Linked DNA regions of Mus musculus: region 2 is linked to region 1. Evidence: chromatin loops called from intact Hi-C (ENCODE). Cell type or tissue: gastrocnemius. All regions are shown on one strand. Each heading gives the region's core, and the rest is flanking DNA. Links, peaks and the distances in the headings are about the cores only.

Region 1 (16,570 bases), core at 4,183-12,182:
TGTGTGTGTTTCCCCAGAAGTTTGACACAATGCCGAAATGCTTACCTAGCTCTGTGTTTGATCCTCAGTGTGAAAAGTTTTTTCTCTCAATCAAAAGTAATTAGTAGCTGGGCGTGGTGGCACACGCCTTTAATCCCAGCACTCGGGAGGCAGAGGCAGGCAGATTTCCGAGTTCGAGGCCAGCCTGGTCTACAAAGTGAGTTCCAGGACAGCCAGGGCTATACAGAGAAATCCTGTCTCGAAAAAAACAAAACATCAACAACAACAAAAAGTAATTAGTAGCAGGGCAGGGGTGGTGCAGTTTTAATCCCAGCATTCGGGAAGCAGAGGCAGGCAGATATCTGAGTTCGAGGCCAGTCTAGTTTACCCAGAAAGTTCCAGGATAGCCAAGGCTATATAACAAAACCCTGTCTCTGCTTTAAAAAAAAAAAAAAAGTAAATAGTATAAAAAAAGTGAGGCAGAAAAGCTGACAGATTTTATATCAACAGGCTGAGGCTGCTTTATTTTAACAGCATGGGGTCCCAGTTAACCCCCACTCCCCTAGGATGAAAATTGAGTGCATGAGAGGGTCTGGGACTGGGACACAGCGTGGGCGCGCGCGCACACACACACACACACACACACACACACACACACGGAAGTTACAGCTATTTTTGTGGGGTGACTGGGAGCAGAGTAGGTTGTTTACCTGACATGTTCTTTTTGTAGGTGGAGCAGAACAGTCTAAAGCTAAGAAATTCTTTCTGGCTTGGAGCTAGTGTGTAGCCCGACTTAATTCCTCATGACCTACGATTATTACCCAGAAGCCCAATAAGGGCCTGCATTTCCTGAACCTCCCTCTTTCCCTTTGTGGCCATTAACCAGTTAAGTCAGGTTGTGAAGTTGAGCTCCTATCAATGGGAGAGCATTTCATTGGACTTACAGTTTAAGAGGGTTGGAGTCCATGAGGATGGAACGGAGGCATGGCAGTGTGAACAGCTGAGAGCTCACATCATAAAGGCTGCAAGCAGGAAGCAGAGCACACACTGGGAGAGGCAGGAGTCTTCTGAAACCTCAAAGCCCACCCCCAGTGACACACCTCTTCCAACACGGCCACGCCTCCTCCAACAAGGCCACACCTCCTCTAACAAGGCTGCACCCCCTAATCCTCCCTAAACATCAGCTAGAGACCAAGTATTCAAGCCTGTGAGTCTATTGGAATTGTTAGTCCATGGCCACTTCTAAAATGTGTGTGCCTTTATTTGTTAGGTCCACCAAGACCAACATAAGCATATATAACTTTAAAAGTCTCACATTATTTACAGACTCAAACACATTAACATTTCAGTCCCTTTAAAATAGCCAATTTCTTTCAAAATCTAAAGTCTTTTAAAGTTCAAAGTCTTTCAGTCATGGGCTCCAGTAAAATAAAAATAAAATAAAATAAAAAGACCCTAAATTCATTCTCACTTCAAGAGGGAAAAAAAATCAGGGTACAGTAACAAATAAATCCAAAGTCAAACTCTAGCCATCCAATGTCTGGGATTCACTTACTATCTACTGGGTTCCTCCGAAGGGTTTGGATCATTTCTTCAGCTCTGGCCTCTGTAGTACATACAGCCTGCCTTCTAGGCTCTGCTGGCTCCACTCCATTGCTGCTGCTGTTCTTGGTGGTCATCCTGTGGTACTGCCATCTCTAAAATGCTGGAGTCTTCTTCTTCTTTTTTTTTTTATTAAAGATTTACTTATTATTATGTCTAAGTACACTGTAGCTGTCTTCAGATGCACCAGAAGAGGGCATCAGATCTCATTACGGATGGTTGTGACCCACCATGTGGATGCTGGGATTTGAACTCAGGACCTTCGGAAGAGCAGTCTTCTTAACTCTTAACTGCTGAGCCATCTCTCCAGACCCTCCTGGAGTCTTCTGTAGCCACTGAGCTGCACTTTCTCCTTTCTCCAGTAGCCTTCCCTGGACTCTTTTCATGGTGCCAAGCCTGGACTTCACTGTATGACCCACTCAATTCTGGGTCTTCAGCTGCCACTGAGGCTGCATCTTCACCAATGGTCTTTCCTGGCCTCTCACAGTGCTGAGCCTCAGCAGCTCTTCTTTCATGCCTTGAAAACAAGTAGTACCCGAGCAACTCTTGCATGTCACCAAGCCCAGCTGCCAGCACCAGGTCCCGTCTTGGCCACCTAGGGAACAAGCTTCTCTGTGCTCTTAGGAAACATTTCCCCAAAGTGACGCTGGTCTCTTCTTAACCACTGATAATTTCTTAGCTCTGGCTAACCAGCATAAACGAACGATCCCAGTAATACAAAGGTTTCACTTCAATGGTGTTGGTCTCTTCTTAATCGTGGCTGACTCTTTAGCCCCAGCTGATGAGAATGACAGGTACTTAATTCAAAATAGCAAACAGCTCTGAACGTCCTTAAACTTCCCTCTGAAACTTCCCAAGCTGGGGCTCCTCCGTCCTCTGCATTGTTCTTGACCTTCTTATCTTCCAGGTTCCTAAAGAACATCCCACTGAGCCCTTGACACTCAGTCGCTAGCCAAAGTTCTAGTGTCCTTCTGTTCTTCCAAAAACACGGTCAGGTCTGTCACAGTAATACCCCACTACACTGGTACCTACTTGTCTTAATTATGGTTTCTATTGCTGCAATTAAGCACCATGACCAAAATGCAAGTTGGGGAGTAAAGGGTTTATTCAGTTTATTCTTTCACACTACCATTCACCCACCATGGGCTGGGCCCTCCCTTCCTTATCTACCACTAATTGAGAAAATGCCTTACAGCTGGACCTCATGGAGGCATTTCCCAACTGAGGGTCCTTCCTCTCTGGTGACTATAGCTTGTGTCAAGTTGCCATAGAACCAGTCAGGACAGACATTGTCCTCAGCTTGGCTTTGGGTTTAACGAGCAATAACGAAGACAATATCGTCTTTTACTCTCTGGTGATGCTGTCATTTAGATGCAAGGAAAACTGTGTGGAAACTCAAAAGTTTTTACTTAGAAGAGAGAAGAGAAGTGACTCATTGGAAGCCAAGGGCAGACAATGGGCTCCAAGTTGTTTCTAAGAGTCCTCTCTTTTCTGTTTTGTGAAACACCAATCTATAGTGAATATGGCTGGCCTGATTAGTAACAAGCTATTGTCATATATAATGGAGTATGACCTCCCAGCCTTAGTCATAAAAGACACTGTTACCTCTGCCTGTTTTCTCACAGAACACCAGCTCTGGAGAACATCAGCTGCTATATTGTGGGGATACTTAGGAAACCCTAAACAAACCCACATTTTGATCTGAGGCTTCCTGCTAATTGCCAGCACCACTCTGCCTGTCCCATGATATCCAGGCATGATGCTCTAACCTGTTATATCTTCATTTACAGTACTTCTTTTTTCTTCAATTTTTTTATGTGTTTTGCCTGCGTGTCTATGTACCACGGGTGTGCCTTATGTCTGCATGTCAGAAGAGTGTCCTATCCTCTGGAATTAGAGTTATGGATAGTTGTGAGATCAACAAGTACTCTTAACCATTAAGCCACCTCTCTAGCCTAACTGTACCCTAAGAAAGACCCTAAGGTAGCCACGTGGTGCCACATGTCTTTAATCCTAGCACGTAGGAACCAGAGCAGGGTGGATCTCTGTGAGTTAGAGGCCAGCCTGGTCTACAGAGCAAGTTCTAGGACAGCCAGGACTACACAGGGAAACCCTGTCCAAAATAACTAAATAAAAATAAAATCCTGAGGCTAACCTTGACAGCTAAGTCACTCCTAATCTCCTTACTCAGAGCAACTGAGAATCACTAATAATTTGTTTAAACTTTCCTTTAACATAGCAATAAAAAGTTAATATGGCCGGTGGTGATGCACGTCTTTAATCCCAGCACTTGGGAGGCAGAGGGAGGTGGATTTCTGAGTTCAAGGCCAGCCTGGTCTATAAAAGTGAGTTCCAGGACAGCCAGGGCTACGGAGAAACCCTATCTTGAAAAACCAAAACAAAAACCAAACCAAACCAACCCCTCCCCCCGAAAAAAAAAAAAGCTAATATGGTATTTCAGTACAGAAGCGACTGGAGCTTAGCAAGTTGTTCCTCTTAGAATTTGGTCAGCTCTGACGTGCTTACGAGGTTCCCTGTGCTGCTTGCTCTGACTCGTCCACCAGAAAACAGAGGGAGCCCCAAAGTGGTAAAACCCACAGTGATGCTCTCTGAAAACCCTCTTTACCCCAGAGAAGGGAAACTTCTCACTTTCCATTTTCATGTCATGTTTCTTATCTCACTTTTTAAAAGTAAATAGCTATCTTTAAGCACAAGTTTATTACTACAATGCTAATATTCAATTTCTTTTTCAAATGTTAACACAGACTTGCTCAAATCACAAATTAACACCTTGATGAAATATTACATAGAGAACACATGTAATCACTCAAATCAAGAAACACTACTAGTTTCTGGGGCTCTGAGACAGCCCACTGGGCAAAGTACTTGAAAACCTGACAACCTGAGTTTAATTCCTGGGACATAAGAGATGGAAAGAAGTAACTCGGAAGGATGATTATCTTCTGATCTCCACTCGGGCCCAGACCCAGGCCGGGGCCCCAGAAGAAAGCTCCCTGTCTCCTAGATCTCTTTCCCTTCCTCCCCTTTCCCCAAAGTAGCATCACCTTTGCTTCTTACATTTGACATTAATATTGGGGGGAAAAAAAAAGGTTTAGAAACTGGGACGTATGTAGCCCAGGCTGGCCTCAGACTACATAGGAAGACAGCCTGACTTGGTCTCCTGATCCTCCTCCCTCACCTCCCAAGTGCTAGGATTCCAGGTATGTACCACTAAGCCCAGCCCTTTAGTTCAGCTTTGTAATTGCAGTGCTAAAGATTGAACTCGGGGCCTCGGGAATATTAGGCAAGTACCGCTAAGCTAGACCCCAGCCTCTGAACTTAATACAGAATCTTATGTTATCGTTATCTCTTTTGCTTTTTTTTTTTTTTTTTTTTTGAAACAGGTTCTCACTATATGGCCCAGGCTGGCCTCAAACTCACAGAGATCGGCCTGTCTCTCTGTCTGCATAGTTCTGGAGTTGATTGGAGGTATGTGCTAACACTTTGCATTTCTGATTTGATTATAAATGTCCCACTTGTGATTAAATTTGATACCATAGAGTGTCAGCAAGTTCACAATATGAAGGGTGTGAAGGGTGAGAATTATATTTAAGAAACAAATCTGGGCATGGTTTGAAAAAGCTGGGGGTGGGTTTTCAGAAATCTATTGATAATTCAATCTGTGCTGTCCCTTTTCTTCTCGGGATAGGGTCTTCCTACATAGCCCAAGGTAGCTTTTAACCTGGGAACCTTCTGAGTGCTGCAGGTACAGGCATGGACCACCATGCTTGGCTCCAGTCTCTGCCTTCTTTTGATTATGCAGGCAGAGAATAGTATAACTTCCCTGCCTATTCTCTTTTTGCCATGATGGAGTCTGAATCTAAGACTTCCCCTATTTGAAGGACTCTCTACTGGAGCTATATCCTCCTCTCCCTGTTCTCTGTCATTTTTTAATTTATCTGCTTTTAGGTAAGTCGCCTCATCATCTAAATGTCTTTAAGCCTTGATCTCCATACTTTACAAATAAAGCTGGTTGGATTGGTTAAGGTTCTGTAATTAGTTGAAATCCCATATTCATTCACTCCTCCGATTCTTCCTTGGCTTGATTCTTCCTTGGCTTCGATTTTGGCTGAGGCTGCAGGAGCAGGAACAGGAGCGGGAGTGGGAGCGGGAGCAGGGAGTGGTGGCTGTCATTACAGGGGCAGCAGCCACAAATGTAGATGGATTAGCTAAGAGGGCCTCGTTCTTATCAACAAGAAGGGAGGTGTGTTCAGTTGCCAGGCATGGTGGCAAAAGTCAGCTAACCAGTCTGCAGATAACACCAGGAGCAAGAACACAGTTTCCTCTGATAGCAAGCACTTCAGGCTTGTAGATCCAATGCACTCCGGCTGGATGCCCAGCCCTAGGAGGTGGGGGGCGGGGGGGGGATGCTAAGTTCAGCAGTAGGGCTTTGATGGCTCTCACTTTGTCTCATCTATCTTGTCTTTATTGTTTACACATAATTCAGAATTCCAATGATGTCTGAAGATTTTAGCTTAAAGCCTAAAAGGAGCTTTCCTCAGGCTCTAGCCCAGTGATTTGGGTCGGTATAATGGCTACACACGGGACAGAGACAGCATGAGAGGCTGGCAGCATGCATTCTTACTTCAGCATGTGGCTGCCTGGTACTCTAGGGGGACCAGAAGAGAGAGTGGAATGGCCAGAAGTTACAGAGGGTTGTGAGCCATGTGGAAGCTGGGAATTGATTCCTGGTCTTCTGAAGAGCAGTCCTACTCTGTTATGGGCATTCCTGATTTTTGTTAGATCCAGTGTGTGTGTGTGTGTGTGTGTGTGTGTGTGTGTGTGTGTTCCTGCGGAAGCTGGAATTTCAAGTTAGGAAATAAGGTTTCCAGAGTTAATTCTACACTGTGGGGTACTAGTTTGGAGCAAGTATGGGAGTGTTTTTCAGCATTCACAAGAGAAGCTCAGGCCGGAACTATTAGTGAGGGAGTAAGTTAGAAGGTAAGAGGGCTGTTATTCAAGGGACATTATCTCCTCCCAAGAAAGGTACTTAGGAAATTGTGAGAAAGCCTCAGTCACTTAAAATTGAGGGACTGAGGGAATGCTTCAGGGGTATATCTGGGTGGGATATCAAGGGTTAGGGCACTTGGGAAGGGCAAACGATTTAAAAAAAAAATCCATCTTCTGTAAAAACCCAGGGGTCTGGAGCTATGGTTCAGTGATTAAGAGCATTTGCTGTTCTTGCAGAGGTCTGGGTTAGATTCCTGGGATCCATATGGGGAAATCCCTCGATTTCTTCTGCCCTCAGCGACCATCAGGCACACACCAGGGTCACAGACATACATGCATGAAAAATGCTCAAACACATTAAAGAAAAACAAACAAACAAAAACCCCAACAACAACAACAACCCCAACCAACCTAACTTCCAAGCCTTCATACTGCCTTCTTCAGGAAGGGGAGTAGGTGAAGGATTTAGAATCCACCTCCTCCCGCCAGTTGTCATGGAGACAAACCTCAGTCTTTTCATTCCTTCTGGTACTGGGAATGAAGTCATAGCACAAAGGAAGAGACGGTGCTTGTACTTTGTGGACTGTAGTGTGGCTCCTACTGCAGCTATAGAACCAGACCCGGGGACAAAGGCTAAGGTTAGTCGCAGCTCAGAGTCCTTCCTTCTGTTAACACTTCTCAGTAGCTTCGGGGGCTCTATTGGGCGGGAGGAAGGAGTGATTCGTGAACAGAGAAGAGATAGTAGACTCCCTGGAGTTCTAGGGAATAGGGGAGCAGCTTGGCCACCGCTCTCGCGGATGCACAAGAGAGGGCGCCCCTCACTCAAATCCTTTGGGCCCCTCCACGATCGCTCCCAGCCTGCGCTGACCCCGCCTTCATCCGTCCAGAGTGCCTGTCGTTGGATGGTGGCGCGGTCTCTTCGGCTGGAGTCTGGGAGCCTATTGGACAAGACCTCTGGAACCCGCCCCTAGCCAGCTCGGATTGGCTAGCTGCACGTTGGCGCAACGGAAAAGGCGGCAGCCGGCGTGCGCCTGCGCTCCAGCGGGCTGCGCGGAGGCGGCAAGGCGGCGCTGGGGGGCTGGCTCGGGCGGCAGCGGCGGCTGTTGCGGATGGGAGCGGGCCGGTTTGGCGCGCCTATGGAGCGCCAGGGCAGGGCTGCCGCCACCTCAGCCGCGGTCGGCGAGTCTGCGGACTCGGAAGCGCGGAGGCGGGACCCGCTGAGGCGCCGGGCGAGTAGCGCGGCGCCGTCGGGGTCCGGGGAGGCGGAGAGTGTGAGACGGGAGCGGCCCGGCTCTCTAGGCGGCTCCACCTCGGCCGGCCGCCCGCGCGCCGAAGGCCTCCGGAAGAGGCGGCCGCGTAAGTGCCCCGGCACGGCCGTCGTTGTTTGCGCGCCGGCGGTGCCCGCGCGAGGGCTCCCCGCCACTTCCTCCCTGTCCCCTGGGGTGTTCTTTTCCTGAGACTCCCTCTTTTTTTCTTGAGAAGGCTCCTCCTCTCCCAAGTCCCTTTGAATCATCCATCGCGCTCACAACTGAAGCCTTTTCTATGGTGATTAATTTGGAGGTTGCTAGAAAATGCCCCTGAGGCGCAGCAGGCCCAAAACTCGACTCTGGGCTCGATACGCTTCTAAGCTTTGCTCGGTTTTCTTCCCGAGAGAATTCAGGTCATCTCGCATCCAGAGGTTTTCCCCCGTTTCCCTTCCGTTAGTTCACGGGAATTCCGGTTTCAGCCATAGCATTCTGGGCAGTAAAGCCTTTTCTTTGGAAGGGAGTCGACCTGTTCCTCAGTTACTCTTAAGCCTAGGGAGTTACTCTTTTCAGAGAATCGGGTTCTCATTTTATTACCAATTTGTGTTTCTTGTCTTGTGTGTTTTCTCCCCTTTAAAGCCTTTAGGGCTGTTGTCTAGCATCCACGACTACTGCTGAAAGTGTCAATTGTCCTAATACTGTAATAGGAACTTTTCAGCATAGCTGTCTGTGTTTTACATGTGGTTAAGACCTGGATATCAGATTACGGTATGAGGAAGGTAAATGCTGAGTGCAGGCAGGCTATGAGAATTACGGGAAGTGGCTTGATGTGTGAGGTCTGTTGGATAGTCCGCGCCCAGCCCTACCTGCTCACCCCCACCCCAGTTGCTTTTATCGATGATTTGAGCGATTGGATGTAGCTCTGTTTTGCCATGGAAGGTTTGGAGGATGTATGTATGTATGTATGTTTAGTACTTTATATCACTATATGTATATATTTTTTTTTTCTTTTCTCGACTTGTAAGAGATTTTATAATACCAGCCACTTGGGAGGTGGAGGCAGAGGAATATGAAATTTAAGACCCTGTCCTAAAAGAAAAAAGGAAAACGGATTTTCAAAGAGTTCCTGTTGTAGAATCGTTTGCTTGATAAATAACTTCCTTATTACACTTATTTATCGTGTGTGTCTGTATTGGTGTAGGTCAGAGGACAACTTTGCCCAGTCCTGGGGATGGAGCTCAGGTTGTCAGACTTGAGGGCAGGTTTTGTTTTGTTTTGTTTTTTTTTTGTTTTTTGTTTGTTTGTTTTTTTTTTTTTTTTGGTTTTTTTCAAGACAGGGTTTCTCTGTGTAGCCTTGGCTGTCCTGGAACTTCACTCTGTAGACCAGGCTGGCCTCGAACTCAGAAATCCGCCTGCCTCTGCCTCCCGAGTGCTGGGATTAAAGGCATGTGCCACCACGCCCGGCTGAGAGCAGTCTGATGAATTACCCAAGTTGGCCTCGTCCTCAGGGCAGACCCTTCAGTGCTGGGTATATACTGTGCCAGTGCCAGGCTCCTCTTCCCCTTTCTCCTTTCTTTCAGTTGTAGGTTGGAACACAGGGCTTTGTACATGTGGTAAATGTTCTGTCTCTGAGCTGTATATAGTATCTCCAGTCCAAGCACCTGAGTTTTGTTTTTGTTTTAAGACAATCTCATGTTCCAGGATATCTTCTCCTCTAGCTCCCAAGTGCTGAAGTTATAGGCTGTGCATCAAGCACCTGATTTCTAAGCAACAGAAAAACCTGAAGTTCCTTTGTGGGTTTGTATTACATTAACCTGAGCATCAATGTTAGAGGGTTAATGTGACAATTAGCCATATGTAGATGATTATGTCACCAAATTTGCAGTGTTGTTTTTGATTAGTTGTTAGTCTGGCACAATTCAGCCTGGTGAACTCCTGTGGTAGGTATGTGGTGATAGTCTGTTTCACTGACCAAAAGAATGGTGCCCACTGACAAGTAGCTACTCTGCAATTGAGGAATTTTTTTAGCCTTTGTGCTTTTCCTTCTATCTACTGGTTTCTGTTTGTTTGTTTTTTGTTATTTTTGAGACAGAGTTTCTCTGTGTAGCCCTGGCTGTCCTGGAACTCACTCTGTAGACCAGGCTGGCCTCAAACTCAGAAATCTGATTGCCTTTGCCTCCCAAGTGCTGGGATTAAAGGCATGCACCATCACTGCCTGGCTCTATCTACTGTTTTATTGAATTGTTCTTTTTTTCCCATTGCTTTAGACCAAAATAAACATGACTTGTGTATGTGTGTGTTCAAGGCTGTCTTGGGAAAAGTTATGACTAGCAAGTACTGAATGTAAAAATGGCCTACAGGGCTGGGGAGATGGCTTGTTCAGTAAATTGCTTGCTTCAGAACCCAGGTAAAAAAGCTAGGGGTACAGTGGCTTGTGCCATTGATGGCCACATGGGAGAGCAGACAGATCCCTAGAAATTCACTGGCTAGTTAGTGTAGCCTACTCGGCAAAGTTCCAGGCCAGTGAGGCACACTAGCTCAAAAAGTAGAGGGCACCTGAGGAGCTACACCCGTGCACACACACAAATGAACATTAGTTTGCACCTGCACATTTTCACATGCATGGAGAGTTAGAACACAAGTTGCTGGGCCCAATTCAGTAATTGGATTAGGAATTGGAGATGTGAGGCCCATGCCTGTAATCCCAGCAAGCCAGAGGTAGAGGCAGGCAGATTCCTGAGTTCATGACCAGGCTGGTTTACAGAGCAAGTTCCAGGACAGCCAGGGCTACACAGAGAAACCCTCTCTCAAAAACCAAAAAGAATCTGTCTGGTGCAGGCCTTTAATCCTAGCACTCAGCAGGCAGAGGCAGGTGGTTATCTGAGTTCAAAGCCCACCTGGTCTACAAAGGGAGTTCCAGGGCAGCCAGGGTGGTTACACAGAGAAACATTGTCTCAAAAAAAAAAAAAAAAAAAAAACCCCAAAAAACAAAAACAAACAAACAAACAAAAAAAAACAAAAACGAGAGAAAGAAAGGAAGAGAAGAAGGAATATGAATCTTGAGAGGTGTTTAAGACACTGCCTTAGCCAGGGCTACATAGAAAAACAGTTTCAGGAAACAAAAACAACAAAAATCAAAACGAAACCAAAAAAAGCTGCCTTACAAATAAGTAATTCAGATCCAAGAGAAATTCTGAAAGACATTTGGGAGTGTTGTATTACTATGGTTTCAGAACTTTTTAAAAAGTACTACATAGACAAAGCTTGAGTTTCTGTATTTACTTTTTGAAATTGTGTTTTATGTTTCCCAAGGTGATCCTCAGATTTTATGGTTAAGGATGTCCTTGAACTTCTGAAGGCTGGGATTATAGGTTTTTTTTTTTTTTTTTGTTTTTTTTTTGGTCTCTGGCTGCTTTGTTTTGTTCTGGGTCTTGAACTTAGGGCTTTTTGCATGTTCTATACACTGAACTACATCTCTTTTCCCTCCCTCCCTCCCTTCCAAGTTTAAATAAACCACATACACTTAGTTACTTATTTGTATATTTACTTATTTTGTTGTGTATGTATTTGTGTGTATGTGAGGGCATATTCGGGGAGTTCAGGGGACAACCTGTGGGAATTGTTTCTCTTCTACTTGGTGAGTTTGGGAATTGAACTCAGGTAGTCGTGTTTGAAAATAGGCATTTGTACCCATTGACCTATCCTGCCAACCTCTGATTTCTTTATTTTTTTCTAATATGGTGTCTGATATTGGCCAATTCCTTTTCTTTGCTTTCTCTGATTGTATGACAAATCATGAAAGACTATTTCAGATAATGAATGTGCTGAAGAAACAGTTTCTCCCACTTCAGCTTTCTGAGTGCTAAGATTACGAACAAAGCTACTACTCCAGGATTCAAACAGGATATTGGTTTGTTTGTTTGTTTTTACACCATTTGATCTTCTGTATTACCCAAGGATTCCCTACTGGATGGAGAATGCAGTTATTGGCTGTTCCAATGGCATACTTTAGTCATAACTCTGAGAGAATCCACTGATAACTAATAATTTGTCTATTAGAAAGCCATCCGAGGTTAGAAACACTAGTTTTATTGTCTTATACTACTCTTCTCTCCTCTTCTCTTCTCTCTTCCTTCCTTTCTGAGACAGGGTTTCTGTGCACAGCTTTGGCTGAGCTGGAACTCACTCTGTAGATGAGCTTGCTTTGCAGTCACTGAGATCTGCCGGGCTCTGCCTCCTGATCAGAGGCATGTTGCCCCCATGCTTAGGCAGTTGAAACTAGTAGGAGCTCATTTGTTTTGTAACTTGTGATCCCGGTTTATAGTAATGTTCTACCACACATGTTAATTGAGCAGTGTGGTTTCCAGACTGGTTTCATCCTGGACTTCTGTATTACAAGAGGCATGGGTATGAAATGTAAAGTATTTAAAAATGATATTAATTTGGGCTGGAGAATTTGTTGAGTAGTTAAGTTTGTTGCTTTTGTTAGAGGGTCTGAGTTGGATTCCCAGCATGCACATGGTGGTTCACAACTATTCCAGAGGATCTGTCTGTCTTTTCACCTCTTAGGGCACCAGGCACACATACATGCATTCAAGCAAAACACTTGTATACTATAATAAAATCTGAAAACAAAACAAAACCCTATACTGAATTCTGAAAAAAAGCATAAATATTGTATGTGTTTGGGCACACATGTGGAAGTCAGAGGACACGCTTTAGGAGTTGGTTCTCTCCTTCCACTTTGTGGGTCTCAGGAATTGAACTCACTTGTCAAGCTTAGTGACAAGTGCCTTTACCTGCCATCTTACTGGCCTAGAAGTTCTTTAAAGCTTTTAGATCAGGTAGTTGCTATATATCACAGGATGAGAAAATACCAAATAAAGACGATGTTAAAATTTTGGGAATTGGCCAGGGAGATGGTTTAGTGGGTAAAGCACTTAGGTATTGTGAGAAGTTTGCCTTGGGTGGAGAAGACAGCTTCTATCCCCCTCTTCTCCCAAAGTTCTAGTGACAAACTGCAAAGTTCAGTCCCACAGTAGTTCACACTGATGAACCAATGAGTTGGTTAAGGTTACTTACAGCCTAAAGCAGCCACATTGCAAAGTCTGGGCTTAGCATGAATGATGGCTTCCGTAAGGCCCCTTCCCTAGAAGCAATCATCAGTTACAGCAGCATTGCACACAGATGACTGGGAGGAGTGGCTTGGTACTTAGGTGAGGGTCCAGTGACCCTCCCTACCCTCTTTCTGTGAGGGAATATTAGCAGTCAGCGAGCCCAGTTGTAATAAATTTTAGCAGGTGGAATGAGTGATGGCTCTTTGGTTCAGAGGACAGTGCTTATACAACACCATACAAACCTTACTACCTCAATTTGATCCTCAGACCCCGTCTCTACTCCAAGCCTTTTTACACTGAGATGGGAGGCAGAGACAGGAGAATCAGCCAGAAATAGAAACAATCCCTGTCTTACAGTGGAAGGAGAGAACCGACTTCTGGAAAGTTCTGTGATTGAGGAGGGTGTGTGTGTCACACACATGCTGTGGCACAAGAGAATAACTAAGAAAGAAAATAAATTAAGGGGGCTGGAGAGATGGCTCAGTGGTTAAGAGCACTCACTGACTGCTCTTCCAAAGGTCCTGAGTTCAAATCCCAGCAACCACATGGTGGCTCACAACCATCTGTAATGAGATTTGGTGCCCTCTTCTGAGGTGTCTGAAGACAACTACAGTGTACTTACATATAAATACATCTTTAAAAAAGAAAAGGAAAAGAAAAGAAATTATGAAGACTGGGGCTGTAGCATGCAGGATTCCATGAGTTTGAACTCCAGTGTTGTATAAACCAGATGTGGTGTCACCCGCTATAATCCGACCACCAAGGAGGGTGAGGCAGGAGGATAGGAAGTTGAAGTCATTTTTGGGTACACAGTAAATTCAAGACTAGTCTGAGATGTATGAGAATATGAGATTCTGTCTTTTAAAAAAGGGAATATGGGGTAAAGGTATAACTCAGTTGGTAGAGTTCTTGCCTGGCAAATACTTGGCAGGTTTACCATTGCTTTAAATAGGTAAAAAATTATGGCAGCAAGATGCTGATGGGGTGGTATAGCTACAGTTAACAGTGATTGTGTGTTAAACACTGTATCCTCTCCCCCCAACCCTCAGATATTTTATCTAGGTCTCATCCAGTGAGGTAGGTGTGTGTGTGTGTGTGTGTGTGTGGCATGCAAGTGAGTATTCTGGTGTGTGCGCATCTAAGTGTACACACAGTCCCAAGCAGGATATAAGGTATCTTCTTCCTCCATTGCTGTGCTATTGAGTCAGGGTCTCCAATGGAAAGCTCATCATATACCCTGTCAGAAAGGATGGCTAGCCAGTGAGATCTTGGAATCCACTGGTCTTCATTCTCTAATGTTGAGGTTACATGAATGCACAGCTGTGCTGAGTTTTGTCCTTGTTGGTTTTATTATGGTTTCTAGGGACTTGTGCTTGCAGAGCATAAGTCATTATTCACCGAGCCACATCCTTCTTTCAGTTTCCAGATGGAAAAATAGACTTAGTTAAACCTCTAAATTTTTTATTGAGATATGACATGGTGGGCTGGAGAGATGGCTCAGTGGCTAAGAGCGCTGACTGCTCTTCCAAAGGTCCTGAGTTCAAATCCCAGCAGCCACATGGTGGCTCACAACCATCCATAACAAGATCTGGTGCCTTCTTCTGGAGTGTCTGAAGACAGCTACAGTGTACTTACATATAATAAATGAATACATTTTTTTTAAGAAAGAAAGAGAAGACATGGTAATACATTGCCTTAGCAATGTCTGTATAGTAGAGTATACAGTATGTAAGAAGCACGGGAGCTCTGGGATCACAGCCCCCTTGTATTTGGAGGACAAGCTCTGCCTCTGAAGAGGACTCCTTGTATGCTAGAGCACATGGAACTCTTTAGAACTTGATGATTTTCAGACTCATTGACAATCACAGGATACCCTTCAATTTCATTAGTTTAGAAAATGAAGCTTTTTGTAGCTTGGCAATACTAATTTAGAAAAGGGGTTCCTTGGCTTTTGGAGAACATTGGTGTTGGCAGAGTAGAGCTGTTGTTTCATAAGTGTCCCTTTTTGTTTGGAAACCAAAAGGGCCTGCCCCCTACTGCCCATCAGTGATAAAAACTTTTAGTGCTTTTGATCTTCAAGGTTTTTTCTACTTCATTTTGAACTAATTAAAAATCTTTTGTGTGTGCGTATGATTTGTGTATAAGTGCAGGCATGGGACCTTGGCACGGGGGTGAAAGTCAGAGGACAGTCTTGAGTGTAGGTCCTTGTCTTCCATTTTGGTTGAGATAGGATCCCTTTGTTTGCTAGCTGGCTCATAAATTTCTGGGGGTTCTCTTGTCTCTGTTTCCCATTTATCTTTAGGAATGCTGCGGTTGCAGATGGGAGCTGAGGTGCTCAGCTCCTTACATTTGTGCTGGGGATTAAGGTTTATGTCTTCATGTTTGTTTTTTTTAAAGATTCATTTATTTAGTTTACGGTGAGTACACTGTAGCTGTACAGATGGTTTTGAGACTTCATGTGGTTGTTTGGGGATTGAATTTTTAGAACTGGTAAACCCCACTCACTACAGTTAGCCCCGCTCGCTCTGGTCAACTTTGATTGCTCAGTCCCCGCTCGATCTGGCCCCAGAGATTCATTTATTATACATAAGTACACTGTAACTGTCTTCAGACACACCAGAAGAGGGTGTCAGATCTCTTAAGGGTGGTTGTGAGCCACCATGTGGTGTCTGGGATTTGAACTCAGGATCTTGGGAAGAGCAGTCAGTGCTCTTACCTACTGAGCCATCTCGCCAACCCTGTCTTCATGTTTTTACAGAAGTCAGCTTCTGTCCTTTGAGCTACTTTTTTAATGAGTTTGTTTTTTTCTTGTAGCTAATCTTAGCATCCCTTTTAAACTTTTGTTGCAAAGCTACTTAATTTTAAAAATCTCTCCATATGAACTTTTTTATCTTTGATTTTGAGAGAGAAGACTTTTTTTTAAAGATTTATTTTATATATGTGAATACTGTTGCTGTCTTCAGACACACCAGAAGAGGGCGGTGGATCCCATTACAGATGGTTGTGAGCCACCATGTGGTGCTGGGAATCGAACTCAGGACCTTTAGAAGAACAGTCAGTGCTCTTAACTGCTGAGCCATCTCTGCAGCCCTCATCTTTGATTTTGTAAATTAATTATTTGTAGAGAAAAATTTGCTATTTCAGTTGTAAGGTGCTTGTGGTGCTGAGGTAAGAACCTCATTTGTACCCCTAGCACCCACTTACAAGCATGATGCAGGCCCATGATCGCGGAGGTGGAGATGAGGATCCTGGGGCCTGCTAGTATATCCAAGTTGTAGGTTTAGTGAGAAGCTCAAACAATATGGTAGAGAAATGACTGAGGCAGACACTCTGATGATTTCTGCCTCTCGTGTGTGCACACAGCCACACAAATGAAGCTACTAGAATATGAAAGGTTGCAAAATCTTTTAGGGCTGGGGATTTAAGTCTTGGGGTATATACATTATGGTATGTGAGTTCCTAGGTTAGATCCACAGAGCTACCCCCACCCTCAGTTATTCCCTGTATCTAGTTATGTTCCTTTTCTCTTCTGGGGCTGCATACATGCATGCATGCATCCCTCCATCTATCATGGGGTCTCATGAAGTCCTAGCTGGCCTGGAGCTCCATATGTAACCA
Region 2 (16,570 bases), core at 3,936-11,935, 270 kb after region 1:
CTTGTTCATTAACTGTGAACACACATTAAATGTTAAAACGTAAACAATTATTTTTAAATTAATTCTCTGGAGTTACTGATGAAGGAGATTTCTGTCCATGAGGGTGTCTAGCTGTGCTTAGAGAGGGTATCTTCCTACAGAGGGGCTCCCTTGCCTGTGACAGAAGCAAAGCAAAGCAGAAAAAATTGACAAAAATCTGAGGGTGGTGGTGGAGGAACACGTCTCGTTAGCTCCTGGCCTCCATGTTCAGTAGTCACTTGTGACCCAAGAGGGCAGTAAGAACAGTGGCGCTTACGTCTTAGGCAATAGCAGGGAAAAACTACAGGGACCAGAGAGGAGATTCTCGGAGCAGTACACCTGGAGCTCATTGGCTAGAATCCAGTCACATGATTACACATTGCGGACAGAGAGGCTGAGCCATGGCTTTCTTATTACTTTGAATAACTTTGAAACCAGTTGAGAACTAGGACTGGAGCTGATTGTGGCCGTGCAGTTTTAATCCCAGCACCCAAGTGGTAGAGGCCGGTGGATCTCTGTGGGCTCCTGACCCTGTTTCAAAACACACACCAAAAGAACTAAGGCTTGATTAAGAAAGGAGGGGAGTAGCGAGTGAGTGTGGGAGTGGGCAGCCTGTGCTGAGCCCCAGCCCCTCCTCTTCCCTAGCCCGGCAGCTGGTTAGGGATGCATGTTCTTAGTCTAGACTTGGTGGGTTCAACACTGGAGGAAGTCCTTGGAGAAAGCCCACACATGAGTTTGATGTGCAAGAAACTGAACCAGCCTTGGATTCACCAGGACACCTGTTTTCTTGAGTTTGAGCACTGGCTAGCCCAGAGTTTCACTGTCTTCAGTGTGCTGGCCTTCCCCTCTGGCTGAGCTCCTTTTGTCTGCTGACTCACCCAGCATCCTTTAAGAAGTGGTGCAAAGGTCCTGTTCTCTGGGAAGCTTGCGGGATTTCCCAGACACTGAACCTCTTTTCTGGGCTCTCAAGCCCCTCACCCAAACACCCATCATCACATACGACACTGTTTAGTAACTGGGTTTCGTGTCTGGCTTCCCCACCAGCATAGAAGCTCCACAGAGCAGCAGCCTGGTCACCTTTTACCATCCAAGTGCCCAGAACAATCCCTGGACCCTAGTAGGGGCTCCATAAAGGTTTGTTAAATTACCACCTAACTTTGTTTACATTCTTCCAGATTCTAAGTGCTTACATGCATAGTTTCATTTCATCTTTGCAGCTGGCCTCAGAAGCAGGTGGTATAAATCTCTCTAAGAAAATAAAGGCTGAGGAGGGTTAGACTATTGCTAAGAGGTGAATGGAGCCTTTGGGACTATAGAGCCAGGCCTTCTGACAGCCTTGGGACAGAAGGAACATTACGCATGGGTGTATGGGGAAGGGAAGGGAAGGTGGCGAGGTGGGTGGGTGACCCTTCACCCCATGGAAACAGAATACCTGCGTTCTGTTCACTCATGTCTGCCTGGCAAGAGTGGGGGTTCCGGGGCTGACAGGGAGCCCGCTGCCTCTGTTGCTTCTCCATGCTTACTTCCCCTTCCTCCCACTTAGCCCATGCAGGTGCTCTTCTCCGGGGAGGCCACACACCGCAAGTACTACTCCACCACCCACGGTGCTCTGCTCTCTGGCCAGCGCGAGGCCGCCCGGCTCATCGAGATGTACCGAGACCTCTTCCAGCAGGGGCCCTGAAAGGTGTCCTCACTGCCAAATGTGTTCCTTGAAGAACCACTAACTCGTGACTGCTGGTCCTCGTCCCTTGCCCCCGTGCTCTTAATTTCCTAATTGTCTGTAGAATGGAATTTTACCTTCTGTAGTGGACACCGGGCTGACGTCAGACCTGGCCCGAGAGCTTTTCTTTTTCTCCAGGCTGGGTAATGACCAGGTGGGGTTCTGCTTCCTGCTTTTTTCCTCTCTCATGTTATTGCAAGTGCCTTCAATACTTTGCATTTTGGGATAATAAAAGAAGTGACCCTTCCCACGCTCCTTTGCTTCTCTCCTCAGTTCAAAGGCTCTCTGTGTGTTTGCTCCCATCTCTGACTGGGGCTTGGTGTAAGGAGTTATGGCTGTTAGGTTTATTGAGGAGACATCCCTTTACCCCTCTGTTTGTGCCTGCTGAGTGAGATTCCCCTGGAAGACTTCTCCCTGCCCAGTGCACACTTCCTTAGGATAAGCCTGGTTCTACCTATTTGCCTTTCTTGGAGCTTGGTTGAATGGTAGGCAGGCTGCGTGGAATGAAGGTGAATTCTATGGAAGGATACCCCCAAATTGTGGCTCCATACCAGGGCTTGATGAACTTACTGCTGGCCACAGGGTCTACTATAAGAGAACCTAAACAGTATACAGTGGGTCACCTTTGGTCACCACCAGCTGCCTTCTCTCTAACCCAGGTTCCTTGGTGGGAAGCCGCCTCTACTTTCTGTGAACTGCTTAGGAGGTTCTGACTTCCAGTGTCCCTGCTTTCTCCATCAACTGCAGTAGGAGGGGCAAAAGCAGCCACAAGATATCAAGTAGGAGGGAAGCAGTTACCAGGTGCCAGAGTTGTAAAGAACCCCATGGGAATAAGGAGCTTCAAAATGTTTGTTTGGTGACAGCATATTGGGGGGCGTTAGGTGTGTGTGGGGGGGCAGAGGAGAACATTCAGCACCAGTACCCGCCATACGCTGGCAATATCAATCATAAATGATGGATACATTGTTTCCTTTCGTTAAATTAAACTTTTATGTATGTGGGTAGCCTGCCTGTCTGTGAGTTCCTGGTACCCACAGACCAGAAGAGGGGGAGGGATCCCTAGAACTGAGCTACAGATGTTTGTGAGCTCTCATGTGGGTTCTGGGAATTAAACCCAAGTCCTTTGGAAGAACAACCAGTGCTTTTAATCTCCAGGCCATCTCTACGGTTTGTGCATAGTTTCTTAGTACAGTAGATGCCAGCCCTGGTTGGAAAGAATGGTTTCTCTCTCTCTCCAGGTGAGTAAAGATTTAAAGTTAGTGTGCTTGTCTCACAGGTAGGCAGCAAAGTCTGCCCTGTGCCATAGCCTAGGCCATCTATTGTGTTATACTGGAGAAGATGAGGCTGGGATACCAAATCAGAAGCCATTGCTCTAGAGAGGGGGCCATAGGCACAGCTGTACCCGAAGTCTGTATGGCAGATCCTACCAGTACTGGCTGTGCGCCTGTCAGCATTTCGCTCTTGGGTCCCACCCAAGAGAAAGACAAGACCACTGAAACCGTGACTTCACAGTTGCTAGAAATTGCTGGAAATAGCCTATGTGTACCCCAACAGAAGAAAGAATAAAGTAACACATGTGTGTGAATATATAGAGTATTGCACAGTAGTAAAATAATTGACTTATTTGCAACACAGACTAGTCTCAACAATATGGAACGAAAGAATACAGGCACCAGCAAGGCTCAGGATTGGGCGCCTTGTTTTCATTTAAAAGTTCAAGAACCTGCAAAACTACAGTATCAGCAGTGAGAGGGGAGGTAGTTCCTGGGAGCTGCTACATTTATATGTGGGTAAGAATGCATCCGGTCATGCACTGAGTTTCTGTACTTTACATGTGCCTCAGTTTAAACAAGCTGTATTTGAAGGTTTCTTTCTTGGCCCTCCCAAACCCAAATCCGGTCATGTTGTCCAGCTCAGAGAGAGCTGACAGCATCTTGAGAGCAGATGAAGGGAGGAAGGACTTACATTCGGCATCAGTTGCTTTTCCACCACTGTGCTAAAACACCATGATCAAAGCAACTTGTAGAAGGAACTGTTTAATGGGCTCACACTTACAGAGGGATACGAGTGGTCGGTCGATGGTGGCGTGCAATCGGCAAGTGGCAGGCGTGGCAGCTGGAACAGAAGCTGAAGAAGGCTCACATCTTAAACTGCAAGCTGGAAGCAGAGTGAACTGGGAACTGTGCATAGTTTTGGAACTTAAAAGCCCAGGTTGGGGGGCTAGAGAGATGGCCCAGTAGTTGAGAGCACGGGCTTCTCTTTCAGAGGACCTCAGTTCAATTTCCCCAGCACCTGTATGGTGGCTCATGACCATCTGTGACAACTCCAGTTCTTGGGGATGTAGTGCCCTCCTCTGGCCTCTGCATGCACTACATGCACATAGTATGTAAAACACCTGTACACAAAAACCTCAAAGTTTGACCCCAGTGACAAACGTCCCTCAGCAAGGCCACACTGCTTAAGCCTCCCCAGATAGCGCTCCAACTGGGGACTAAATGTTTGAGACTATAGGTGCTGTTTCTTGTTCAAACTGTCACAGAGCCCACTGGTGGCTTGTTGATGCAGACTGAGGTGGTTCTTGTATTTGGTCTTTGTGTCTGCGGCTGTGTGAGAGAAGTGAGGGGTTCAGGAGAGGAAAGCAAATTCTTAAAAGGACTTAGGAGGGGCTGCCCTGGGCCACACAGCTTAGGGGACATGCTGTCTCATGAGGGGAGGGAACAACTGAAGACGCCAAGGGACTCTTGGGAGATGCAGATGAAGACGGGGCAGGGGCAGCTCTGGAGAGAGAGCTGACATGGTCCTCAAAGCTGATCTGTGGTGGATGGACAAGGAAGACAAAAGGCCTTCAGAAGGAAACACTACTTCTAACAGGAATGTGGGGTGTTTCCCACATGCTGAGTTTCTGAAAGCAGATGTGGCTGGCATCTGGGCCCTTTCTGTGTGTGACACTTCTGTCAACTGCCCTTATACCTCCATTACTCCCCTCACACCCCCATTACTGCCCCCACACCCCCATTACTGCCCCCACACCCCCATTACAGCCATATCATTTCCATTGTGCAGAAGTTCACTTGCAGAGAAGTTATTTCCTGCAGTCTGTAATGTCCCAGAGTCTGTACACTTAGTCGCATGGTGTCTTGTGTCATAGGGACTGAGGACTCCAGGTTGAGGTTTTCAGCTGTGGCTTTGTGGAAGCCTGCAGTGATCTGGATCCCTCCCATAAGGCCCTGCCTCTTAGAGGTTCCATCGTGTCTCCACAGTGCCGCAGACCAGGTCCTTACATGTTGGCCTCTGAGGAACACAGTTTAGCTACATACTGTGGCAGTAACTGTGCAGTTTGCTTGGGCTAGTTGGGATGGGAAGAAGGGAAGTTCCTAGGTGTGGTATAAGCAAGCTAGCTGCTTGTCTAATTAATGGTCTTTTCAACTTAATGGCAGAGTGGCAGAAGGCCGGGTTTTCTCTGGGTCAGCCTGTTTATTGAGCCCATCTCTCATTTGTATTGGGCAACAGGCAGGCAGTGTCCTGCTAAGGGTAACCATGATAACCCCATGCTTGTATATTTAATAGTAGGCAAAAGGGTTGGCCACTGCCCCTTTCCATCCCCTAAAGCAGAGCTAGTGGCTAGAGGGACATTACTGTGTCCCTTTAGTCTAGTGTTGCTAATAATAAAGAACACCCCAAACCTGCTCTCATGGGATGCGAACGAGCTATTAGGCAGTTTATTTTACAGATTCAGTGCACATGTGATTTGGGCCTGTTGGATTTGGGGTTCACTCCACTTCACCCTCTACTTCTTTTTGTCTTATGTCTACCATTACTCCTACCCCAAAATGTGGGGCCATGTGGGATTACACAGCCATCTGTATACCCCAGCCCAAGGCCGTGTCCCTGGCATTGGGATCTTGGCTTTGCGTATCATTTCACTTGGTCTCTCTATTGTTTCTTGTTCTCCTAAAACTAGTCAGCATAATTCTGTCATGAGCCAAGCCATACCAGCAGGCTCGTCTGGAGGAGAAGGGCTGTGCCCACTGACCAGGATAAAGCAGAGGAGCACACCACACAGACCATACAGTGCCGCCTACGCCATCTTTCCACAGACAAAGCAGGGCTTTCCCTCCCACCGCTCACAGTCCAGTCCAACTTCATCTTCTTCGTCTGAGCATGTGGCACCACCATTCTTTGGCTTCAGAACACTCAGGTCACTATCCACTCCCTATCATCTGCTTTCCCATAGGCGAGTCTCATCGACTCCTCTTACGCATTCTGAATCGCATCCTTTGAGATACCCCACTGTACCTGCATCTCTGCCTTGAGTGGCGGAGGCAGCCTCCCAGGTGGTGTTCCTCTATAACCTCCTCCACAGGGCCAATGCAGCCTCCTTGGTTTCCAGGGACAGCCCTCACACTGGAGAAGCAAGGCGTTGCTCTCAGTCATCCTGTGAGAAGTTCTAAGGTCCCCCTGCTTCCTCTCTGTCTTCCCCTAGGACCTGGCTGCTCTTTTTTGTCAGGGTTCTAATCAGATACTTTTCTGGGCATACTGTCCTTTTCCACAGTTACCCCGTCTACCCCATTCTGTGCCCCCTTTCTTCACGGCCTTTCTTTCCTCCCCTTTGCTACTTGGTGTTTATGCAGATGCCTGTCCTTCCATCTCATGACTATGGAAGTTCCCTGTTCACTGCTACGTATCCGGTGCATCCAAAATAGTACCCAGTGTAGAGACAGGTTAATGGAAAAGGTTTACAGAATGGTAAGGGAAGGAAGACACCATGCAAGGGTGTGAGCCTGGAGACGCGCCCTTAGTGTTGGTGGCAGCCCTCTTGGGTCTCCCTTTAGGTTCCTGACACTCCTCTCCTGCCCACAACTCTATTTTTCTTTGCTGTCTTCTGCCTCATAGACACATAAAATCTAAGTAAGTCACTTCTCACCCATACAGACAGCTCTCTAGCCTCCTGTGGGAATTCCCTCGGGACACAAGGTTGACCCCTACTCTGCTTTGGTGACCTGTAATCCCCACCCTCTAAGGCAGGGACCTTTATCCCGACTTTCCAGCTGCCTGTTTGCTTCTGTCATTGCTCTTTGCTCCTCTTCACAGGGAAGTGTCACATGCTGCTGTCTGCGCTGGTACTGTCTCAGTTCCACCGTGCTCACACCAGCAGTTAGTGGTGGAGATTTTTCCAACTGCAAAGATACACAAGGGTCAAATGGGTTCTCCTTCTCACAAGGCAGGCCTGGAGAGGCAGAAGTTCTCTGGAAGAAAGGACAAGCCACGAACCATGACCATGACCTCTAGCACCACCTTCTGGCCATATGGGAACACAGCACTTGCTGCATTGAGAGGATTTGTATTCTCTGAGCTTTTCTGAATTCCTGAGAATGAACCAAGCAAGCGGTCACTGGACCCCGTTTAATAAACACTGAACAATGAATAATATCAGAAGTGTGATTTCAATTTACTCTTCAATCTGGTGTCAGAGCCCCCCACACGGTGTGGCTCTGGGTTGATGGAAGTGACACAGCTGTGAGGAACAGCATTGCGTTTACTTATTGTGGCCGGTTAGATCTGGCTACACCATGGGGATAACACGAGCCTTTCATACATAACTTATATAAAAACTAAACGTATTTACTGGAATGTAGTTGTTTGTGTGTTAGTTATTTTCTGTTGCTGGGATAAAACACCATGACCAACAGCAACTTACAGGAGGGTTTATTTTGGCTTATAGACCCATGGGGACGAGCTCATCACCACCTCATCGAGGAGGTGTGGCAGCAGCAGGCAAGCTGCTGGAGAAGGGAGCTGATGTGCACATCTTCAACCACAAGCAGAAGTGGAGAGGGAACTGGAACCGCTCAGAGCTGCCTGAAGTGACGTACATCCTCCAGCAGGGTGCAGCATCCTGACCTCCCCAAACAGCACCACCACCTGGGGCCCCAGTTCGGACATCTGAGCATCCGGGGCGGGGGAATCTTTCTGGAATAAGCACTCTGACACCAGTGAGTGGAAGAGATGAGCCGCCACTGATGGACCAAAGCCAGGACAAATCCTGAAAGGTTTTGATGCCAGGCTCAGTTTGCGTTCTCATTTTATATTCTAAAATACAAGTCAGACTGGCAAGCAAGCAAGCTTTTACAGAAGGGTTTGGGGCAACGGCTCATCATCTCAGCTTTTCCTCCAGGTCACTCTGTTCCAGGTAACAGGTGAAGCCATGCTTGGCAGACACACAGTACATGCAGTGCTCTAAGAAAGCCATCAGATAAATCAATATCTAATAACTGGTAAGATTAATGACTGAGAGAGGCACAAAAAACACTTTTGTTTCTTGAAGTTCAAAACTTTAAAGAACAACATGCATGATCTGTGTATTGTATGTGCGGTTTGTAGTGGTTTTGAAGTAGAGTCATGTAGAAAAGACTAATTATTAGACATTGATTTGCCAAACTCGACTTTACTAGTTACCTAAAACAGTGACCTGGAGGAATCGCCGAGACTGTGAGCCGTTGCCCTTAACAGCCTGCTGACTGCCAGGAACACTTTTGTAAGGTTAATGCGTTTGGCAGCTTTCCGCTACTGTGGCAGAATACCTGAGAAAATTGGCTCATAAAGTGGAAAGGTTCACTCTGACTTCCAGTCCAGGGTGTTTCAGTTAAGGGCCCTGCAGATGCACTGCTTTGGGCCTCTGGTGAGACATATGACAGGATGTGTTTGGAGAGAGAGAGAGAAGGAAGAAGAGTGACAGGGAGGGAGGGAGGTGGAGAGGGAGGGAAAGAGGGAAAGAGAGAGAGAGGGAAGATGCAAAAGGGAGACTGAGGGAGGGAAGGAGGGGAGAGAGGGGGTGAGGGGCAAGGAGTGAGGGAGGGAGAGTGAGGCAAAAGGAAGGGTGAGAGGGAGGGAGGAGGGGAGAGAGGGACCTGGGGGGGGCACATACAAGGAAGGAGGGAGAGACTGTGTGATCTCTCATATTCTTGGGGAACATTTTTAGATCCAAAGAGCTGCCACCCTCAAGACACTTGACATATTAGTTTGAACTTTGATAATTTCTTTAAAAAAATCCTATTGGGAAATATTTTCAGTTTTATTTTATTTGCCTGCATGTATGTCTGTGCACCATGTGTATGACTGGTGCCCACAGAGGCCAGGAAAGGGGCTACAGATGGCTGGCCGTGAGTACATGCGGGCACTAGGAACTGAACCTGGGTCTTCTTTGAGAGCAGCCAGGGTTCCTAACATCTCTGCAACCCCAGATTTTCTCATTTCTGTATTTAATGTAAACACAATATCTTAATTTCTTTTCCTGTTGCTGCAATAAAATACACTGATAAAAGCAACTTAAAGGGAAACGTGTTGGTCCCACCTATGATGAAGATGAGCCCCCCTACCCCCGGCATCAACTAACATAAAAAAGACAATCCCCCATTTGCTCAGCAAATATCCCAGGTGACTGTAGACTTTATCAAAGTGACAGTTAGTACTGTAATAACTCCACTCTCAAAATATCGCTTTTTTCTTTTTCTTCCTTTTTGTTTTCCTTCAGTTTTTCAAGTCAGGGTTCTTTTGAGTTGCCCTGGCTGTGCTAGAACTCACTTTGTAGTCCAGGCTGGTCTGGAACTTAGAGACCTGCCTGCCTCTGCCTCCTGAGGGCTTGTCACCATGCCAGGCTCAGAACATCACTTTTAAGCTATGACCTTCTACCTTTAAGGTCACCTGTCTCAATGAGCTCAGAACACTCTTATAATATGGTATGATTTTAGTCCAACCTTAAGGTCCTCATTGTCTTTAATAGTTTTGACACTGTAAGGTCCAAAGCCTCAACTGTCAGCTTCTATGAAATACGAAACAGTTTATTCCCAACATGTAATGGGACCGAGTAAACATTCATATTTCAAGGGGAAGAATCACAGCAAAAACAATCACACTAAAACAAAACCAAAATCTACCATGGTAAACACCAAATCCTAAGTTCCACGTTTGGCATCTGGGGACACTGAGGCTTGGGACACTGAGCCAAATTTCAGGGGGTGGGGTAGTAAAAGAGTAATTGATGCTATAGACAGCATGGTGGGGCTCTGAGAAAAAGTTCAGACCCGCAGTCTCTTACAGGTTGCAGGAAAAGTGGGGGAGTCCATAGTCTAGGTCTTGTAGTAAGGCTGGCTCTGATTCCCATGGGTTCCCCATCTCAGCTCCCAGTAGACTCCCTATCAACCTCAAGTCAGGCCTCCATTTCCCACCTTTCTTTTCAGCATCCTTGCTTTCTGAGCGCCACCCACCAGAGTGGCCATTAATACTGTAAGCAAGTTGGGCCCCCACAGACATTCTCAGAGGCCCATCTTCCAGGCGATCTTGCCAAGGTGACAACATTAACATTAGCTTATAATGTGGTTCGTCCAGGTGGTCCTGTGCAGTGATTATTTGTCCTGACAGCAGACCACAGTCTGTTTTGTGATGGGCTATGATTTATGTATGCACTTTGATAATACACTAGATCTATTTCAAGTATTGGGTTGTTAGACTAGAGTGGCTGTAGACATTTTAATATATAAATATACTCGTGAATATAAGTATATTTCTATTGAGTGTGTGTCTAGGTGAAGAACTGATGTGTAACATGGTATGAGTAGGCTTTGCTTTAGAAGTTTAAGGTGTAGTGGCTTCAGGCTTCTGAATTTATGACCTCTGTGTCCTTTTTGGAGACAAAAACTTGTGAGCTCCCCTCCTCTCCATCCCTCTCTTCCTTCTCTTTCCTCTGATTCTTGCCTGTATTTTATGAGGGTTACTTATAACATCATGTATTCTCCTCTTTGATTTCTGCCTCCATCTGGGTCTTTAGAAGCACAGCTTTGGCAGCTCCTGGGAAGTCTCAGGCTCCTCCTCTAACCAGAAGCTTAGACTCTTTTCTCTTGCCTCCCTTCGCCTCGCCTCGCCTCTCTCCCTTTCTCATCCCCCACCCCCACCCTCTTTATCAAAACCTGAAACTCACTGTGTAGACCAGGCTGGCTTCAAACTCCGAGGCCCGCCTCTGCCTCCTCAGTGCTGGCACTGAAGCCATGAGCCATCACGCCCATCTTAAGAAGCATTGCTCTTTAAGGTTCTTCTATCTGTCGTGCTGACACAAAAGACATAGCTTTCACCTTACAGGGAGAGAATAAGAGATAGTTTGTTCTAGAGCCATTTTGAGTGACATAGCTGGGTTATCCCAAATTCCATGTTCCAAAGTGGAAGCAGTTTCATGAAGTTTTTATAGTTTTACAGAACAAGGAAAGTAACAAATCAAGGCAAGATTAAAATACACTGGTGGGTGCATCAGAGAGGCAGGTACAACAGGGTGGGGGAGCTCTTCTGTAGTCTGAGGGTGCTATCTGATGACACTCTTTTTTTATGTTTATAGAACATGATTTTAATATTTTCAACTATTAATATTCAACAAGCAGAATAATTATTTTAAGATATGTTTTGTTGTTATGTCTCCCTTTTCATTTCTGATTTTATTAATTTGGATACTATCTCTATGCCCTCTAGTTAGTCTGGCTAAGGGTTTAATCTATCTTGTTGACTTTGGTTCGGTTGATTCTTTGTATAGTTCTTCTGTTTCTGTTTAGTTGATTTCTGCCCTGAGTTTGATTATTTCCTGCCGTCTACTCCTCTTGGGTGTATTCGCTTCTTTTTGTTCTAGAGCTTTCCTGCCTTCCTTTCTAAGTGCGGTGATTCCTTACTATAAGGTATGCTATTTCTAGAACAGTGTATGTGCATGTGCACGCATGCCTATGTGCCATGGTGTGTGTGTGGAGGTCAGAGAGCAACTTTGTGTAGTCAATGCTTTCTTTCCATTCTTATGTGACCTCTGGGACTCAAACCCAGAGTTGAAAGGCAAGCACCCGCTGACCCATCTTACTGTCCCAGTTTCTCAGTTAAGAAGTACATTATTTGGTCTATGAGGACCTACAAACAGCATGGAGACCTTTGCTTTGCCCCATTTTGAGTCACCTGCTTGCCACCATGGTGACCATTCCAGGAGTGTTTATTAAGCAACTTAACCTAGCTTGGTTCCCTTATGGCTGAGGCAGGAAGGTAACTGAGACATCTCTGTCAGCTCTTTACACGCCTTGTTCCTTATCCCCCAAAGGCACACAAAGTCTCTGGGTGTCCTAAACCCAAAGTCACCTTGGATTCTAGGAACAGCAGCACCTCATGGGACAGAGAAGGGCTGCTATCCCTGACAGCTGACTGTACCCCGGAGCTCTTGCAATCACTTTTACTTGGTGCCTCAAGCAATAAGGACTTCTTTGGGGGCCTTAGACAGCAGGAACAAAGACAGTGATCAGTTGACCATACCCTAAGGACTTCTCGAAGAGCTTTCTTCCCCTGCCCTCACTTTATCTAAACCTAAGGCTCATATCTCTACCTGAAGAGGAACTTGGGTTAACTAACCCTCCTATGTGTTCTGCCCAGCACGTGCTGATTAAAGTTCCGTGATCGCATGCAGATTGTCACCACTACTCCTGTGATGGCTACTGGGATGGGTGGCCAAGCCTGTTGGGACAGCAGGTAATGAGGCTTTTGCCTTAAAATGCTGGTTACAAGTAGGCCAGAGTGTGCCCTAATAATACTGTGTTCTATTGTAATGACCACGATACATTTTAATGCTGTAAAATTTTGTTTGCAAATGTTTCTTCAGAAACTCTTTTGTCTTTTATAGTTACAAAAATACTTTAAAAATCCTTTTTTTTTCTATAAATGTTGGGAGAATACATATAAAATGTTGACTATCTATTTCCTGAAGACTTACAGAGTTTACTTGTAAAAGTGGTAATGTCTACAGTGTTGTGGGGTTTTAAAATATATTTGAATACTGTTTAAATTTTGTTAAGGGTTAATATTCTGTTAAGAATTTGTACTTTCTTTTAAAAGTGGAAATGACTATTTAGGAGAGTAGAAATTGCAATTTGGAAGGCAGGAGTTCAGCAGAACACGATGGGGGGTGGGTGGGAGGAGATCCTGAGTGTTGAGAAGGAACAAGGTGATGTGGCTGATAGAAGATTCAGAAGGAAGGGACAGAAGATAGAAGATAGAAGATAGAAGAAGATAAACAAAAGGGAAAGGCCCCTAACACAAGACTGTGATAACCTTTTGATGAGCATCTTGAGTTTCTGGGCACAATGTTGATCCAGTGGCAAAGATGATTAGAGTTCATAGCCAGCACCCAAGTCCTAAGTAGGTCTTCCATGTTGATGGTTTCTTGACTCCATTAAAAAAAAAAAAACCTTTCAATGGTGTTTTGCCATTAGTTTCCTTTTCTTTTAACATGCTTATTTTTTACAAATTGGAATATTATTGCTTAATTTCCCCCTCCCCTTTCTTCCCTCCAACCTCTCTCATATAACTACTTTTCTTTCTCTCTGTAATTCATGGCTTCTTTTTCTTTGTTATTGGTGTGTGTGTGTGTGTGGTGTGTGTCCATAAAAATATTAAAAATGCCCATTCAGTCTGTTCAGTATTGCTTGTGTGCATATGGTATGCATTGGATAACCAGTCAGGGGCTCACCGTTCCAGAAGATTGATTCTCTAGTTCTCATAACTCCTTGGTTGCCTCTAGTTCTTTGTCTAGAGGTGGGTCCCCATGAGACTCCTCCTTATCATATTAGCACCTCTGTGGTACCGTGCTTGTTTGGGTCTTGCTTAGGCAGCCAGATTGTCAAAGCATCACGGATGAAGCTTCCCAGTAATGTGTAAAGAGACGCATTCTCTCTCACAGCCACTTCCTGAGACCCATTCTCACAGCCACTTCCTGGTTCTCTGGCTCCTAAGACCTTAGGTGGAGGGCTTGTGCTGCACATGTATCTGTAGGGAGCTGAGCTCCCATGATCCACTGAGCTCTTGCACTATGGCTAGTTGTATTTTTCTGTAGTGGTCTCTGTCTGTTGCAAGAATTCGATGAGGGATGAGAGCCGACACTTCCTGGTGGATTTGAGGATGCGTATTTAGAACATGGTTATCGTGCCATGCTGGTCGTTGCTGCGGTTCATAGGCCTCGTAGGTAAGACTGTTGGTTGTTTCCTTCCCTTGGCATCTTGAACAGCGCCTTCCAGTACTGGGCGAGCTCGTCCTCAGGGAGGAGGCTCTAGGGTCAAAAGTAAAAGCAAATGCTCCTAAGGGCCGAGCCATCTCTCCAGCCGGCCTTCTCATATTGCTCTTAATATCTTGTATTTAAAGTTGGTTGTGATATTCTTTTCTTGTGACTTTGATATATATTTTTTCTGAGTAGGTGTTTTTTTTTTTTTAGAAATGTTTTAAATTTGTTTTTAAAATTAGCTGATAAAAATAACAGTTTTTTTTCTGTGGGATTTTTGTACATATTTCATGTAGATTCTCTCTTGAGTTTGGTTTTGTTGCCTTTGTGCTTTAGACTTGTTCGTTTTCTCCCTATTGACTGGGCTTTGCTAGTTTTCACTCCCCCTCCCTCCAGCAGTGATAGGGATCAAACCCAGAGCCTGGCACATGCTTGGCAGGTGCTCTCCTCCTGAACTTCTCCTCCAGCTGGGAGACAGACTTCTTTAAGGCAGAGGCTCCTTACGTGGCACAGGCTGCCCTGGGCCTCATGAGTTCTGGGATTACAGGCAAGTACCACTACACCCAAGTAGTGAGTAGGTTTTAGAGAGGGTTTGACTCTGATCTCTGTTAAGAACATCAGCCTCAGCCAGGAATGGTGGCTCACGACTTTAGTCCCAGCACTTGGGAGGTAGAGGCCTGTCTTTGTGGACAGGCTGATCTACAAAGAGAGTTCCAGGACAACCAGGGCTGTTACACAGAGAAACCCTGTCTTAACTCTTCCCTGCAAAAAGAGCATTAGCCACTCTGTGTGGCTGTAGCATGCTTCAAAGCACATGCACACGAGGCTTCCATTTGGTTTTTAGGAAACGAGGGGGTAAGCTAGGCTGCAGTGACAAACACAAACCTGGGCTTGCTGTGGGGGAGTCTCAAGCCACAGCAGTTACTCGGTCTGCATCTCTGTGGTTGTAGCTAGGCAAAGGCCAGGCTAGTGCTGGCTAATATTGTAGGTGAAATACAAACACAACACTCTCCGTACACTCTTTCCGTGACTGTGTCTGACCTCACTCAGGAGAAGTTAGATGCTGAGTTGTGTCCCTAGCCCCAGTGCATTAAAGTTCTAACACCTACACCTTAGAATGTGACTGGCTTGGAACCAGACTCTTTTAAAGAGGTAATTAACTTAAAAGAAGTTCATTAGATTAGACCCCCAAGTCAGCAACAGACATTAGGTAGAAACAAACCCAGAAAAGATGGCTGGAGACACAAGAATGATGCCCATTTGTAAACCAAGGAGAGAGGACTTCAGAGGACAATGACCCAACAACATCTTTTTTATGGAGCTTGGGTTTCTGCCCTGTGAATTGTAAGGAAATAAATTTCTGTTATTTACCCTAAGTGGCTTTTTTTTTTTTCCCTTAACAGAGGCCCTCACAAACGAATCCGTGTTTGGCCATCCAACTTCACACAAGAGAATGAAGTGGACGTGGTCATACTCCCAACAGTCCTTGCGTGTTCTACTTATGCTCCTGCCCTTCTGTGGTCACCGTGACAACGTGCTTGGGTCAGGCTGCAAGTGGCACAGAGCCAAGGCACTCCAGTCTGAATGGAGACTATCCAGGCTTGGTCTAGGTCACTGAACAGCCAGCCCTGAGAGATATAAACCTAGCCAAGGTCAGGAGAGCCACTGTGATGAGATCTGCTGACTACATCAGCCTTATTTCTGAATGACTGATATGTGAGTTCAGCTGTGACACGGGATCACTGGGGTAAAAGAAGGCAGTTCCAGCGTGATGATCATGACTGGCTAGCTTAGGAAGAGGGAGAGGGAGTCTGGAGAGACAGAGGTTGCAGGTGTGTGTGTGTGTGTGTGTGTGTGTGTGTGTGTGTGTGTGTCTAGTTATTTCCTAGGAGGCTGAGTTGAAAGGCTAGCTAAAGAGGAGGCCTAGAGACACTGTCAAGAAACCTGGCCCTGAACAGTCAATAGATGGAAGAGAGGGTTAAAGAATCAGAAATATGACCCTGTGACTCCTTGTTAGGGTCATAGTTACCCTCTGGGTGTGACTTTGCCATCTCCTGGATATACATGTGGATGGGTGATGCAGTATTATCTGCCTTTATTGTCTGTCCCTGCTTGGTCCCACTTTTGCTTGCTGGAATCAGGACAGCCATCATCAGAAGTGGGTCCAGGTTCCACAGGGTATCTCTGGGCTTCTCATTAATTGCACCCAGGGCTCCTGGACACAGGATAGAGTAAGGCACAGAGCTGTATTTGTCAGGAAAGTTGGGTTCCTTGTGATATACTAGAGAATTGTTCGGCAACTATTCACTCATGGGCCTCTTCCCTCGGATGAGAGTGTGCTTTTCTGCCCTGTTGATGGTTAGGTTGGCCATGTGACTTGCTTTGGCACAGTGAATGGGCACATATTTGATATGACTTAAGGCTTCTTTCCTGAGGCGGGAAGCAGAAGCTAATAATGTGTGCACTTGGCTTCTGTACAGCTGCCACTTGCCATGAAAGGTACACGCTCTAGCTGATGGTTCAAGTCAAAGATGGAGAAAATGGGGATAGATTTGAACCCATGAGAATCTTTAGCCAATCTGAAGCCAGACATAGGCAAGACAAAGAAATGCTTCCGATTGTGATCCAAGAGTGCTGGGGCAAGCTGTTTCATGGCTTTGTTGTGATGATGGCTGATAGATATACCTCTCCTTAGGGGAAGTCAACAGCCCTGGGAGGTATTTCTGGCCACTGCTAGTAGACTGGGAAGTCACTCAGGTTCAAGTGTGGCC

What was found. Peaks named below come from ENCODE experiments on the same cell type or tissue, not always from the same donor. Only the 100,000 strongest peaks of a DNase experiment are listed, where the experiment ranks them.
Region 2: it touches region 1 in a loop (2.3-fold over the local background); 6 of 42 quality-filtered maps call a loop at or near these places.

Annotation. Positions count from the first base shown.
Region 1 is chr2:131,254,869-131,271,438 of GRCm38, forward strand. Pank2 (pantothenate kinase 2) reads left to right here and starts at 7,632. Exons shown (of 7, transcript NM_153501.2): 1 at 7,632-7,947. The coding sequence starts at 7,701. In gastrocnemius, for the core only: a CTCF peak has its summit at 7,891; DNase peaks (open chromatin) are centred at 5,773, 7,546 and 10,356; H3K4me3 peaks cover 2,402 bases; H3K27ac peaks cover 2,848 bases.
Region 2 is chr2:131,523,182-131,539,751 of GRCm38, forward strand. Gm30732 reads left to right here and starts at 2,807. Exons shown (of 2, transcript XM_017319385.2): 1 at 2,807-5,936; 2 at 6,830-7,163. The coding sequence starts at 5,287. The coding sequence ends at 7,100. Smox (spermine oxidase) reads left to right here. Exons shown (of 7, transcript NM_145533.2): 7 at 1,562-2,002. The coding sequence ends at 1,699. It overlaps Gm39938 (a long non-coding RNA gene), which reads left to right and starts at 15,103. Exons shown (of 5, transcript XR_003954065.1): 1 at 15,103-15,515. In gastrocnemius, for the core only: CTCF peaks have their summits at 4,093 (motif pointing left), 7,048 (motif pointing left) and 7,632; DNase peaks (open chromatin) are centred at 4,098, 7,023 and 7,662.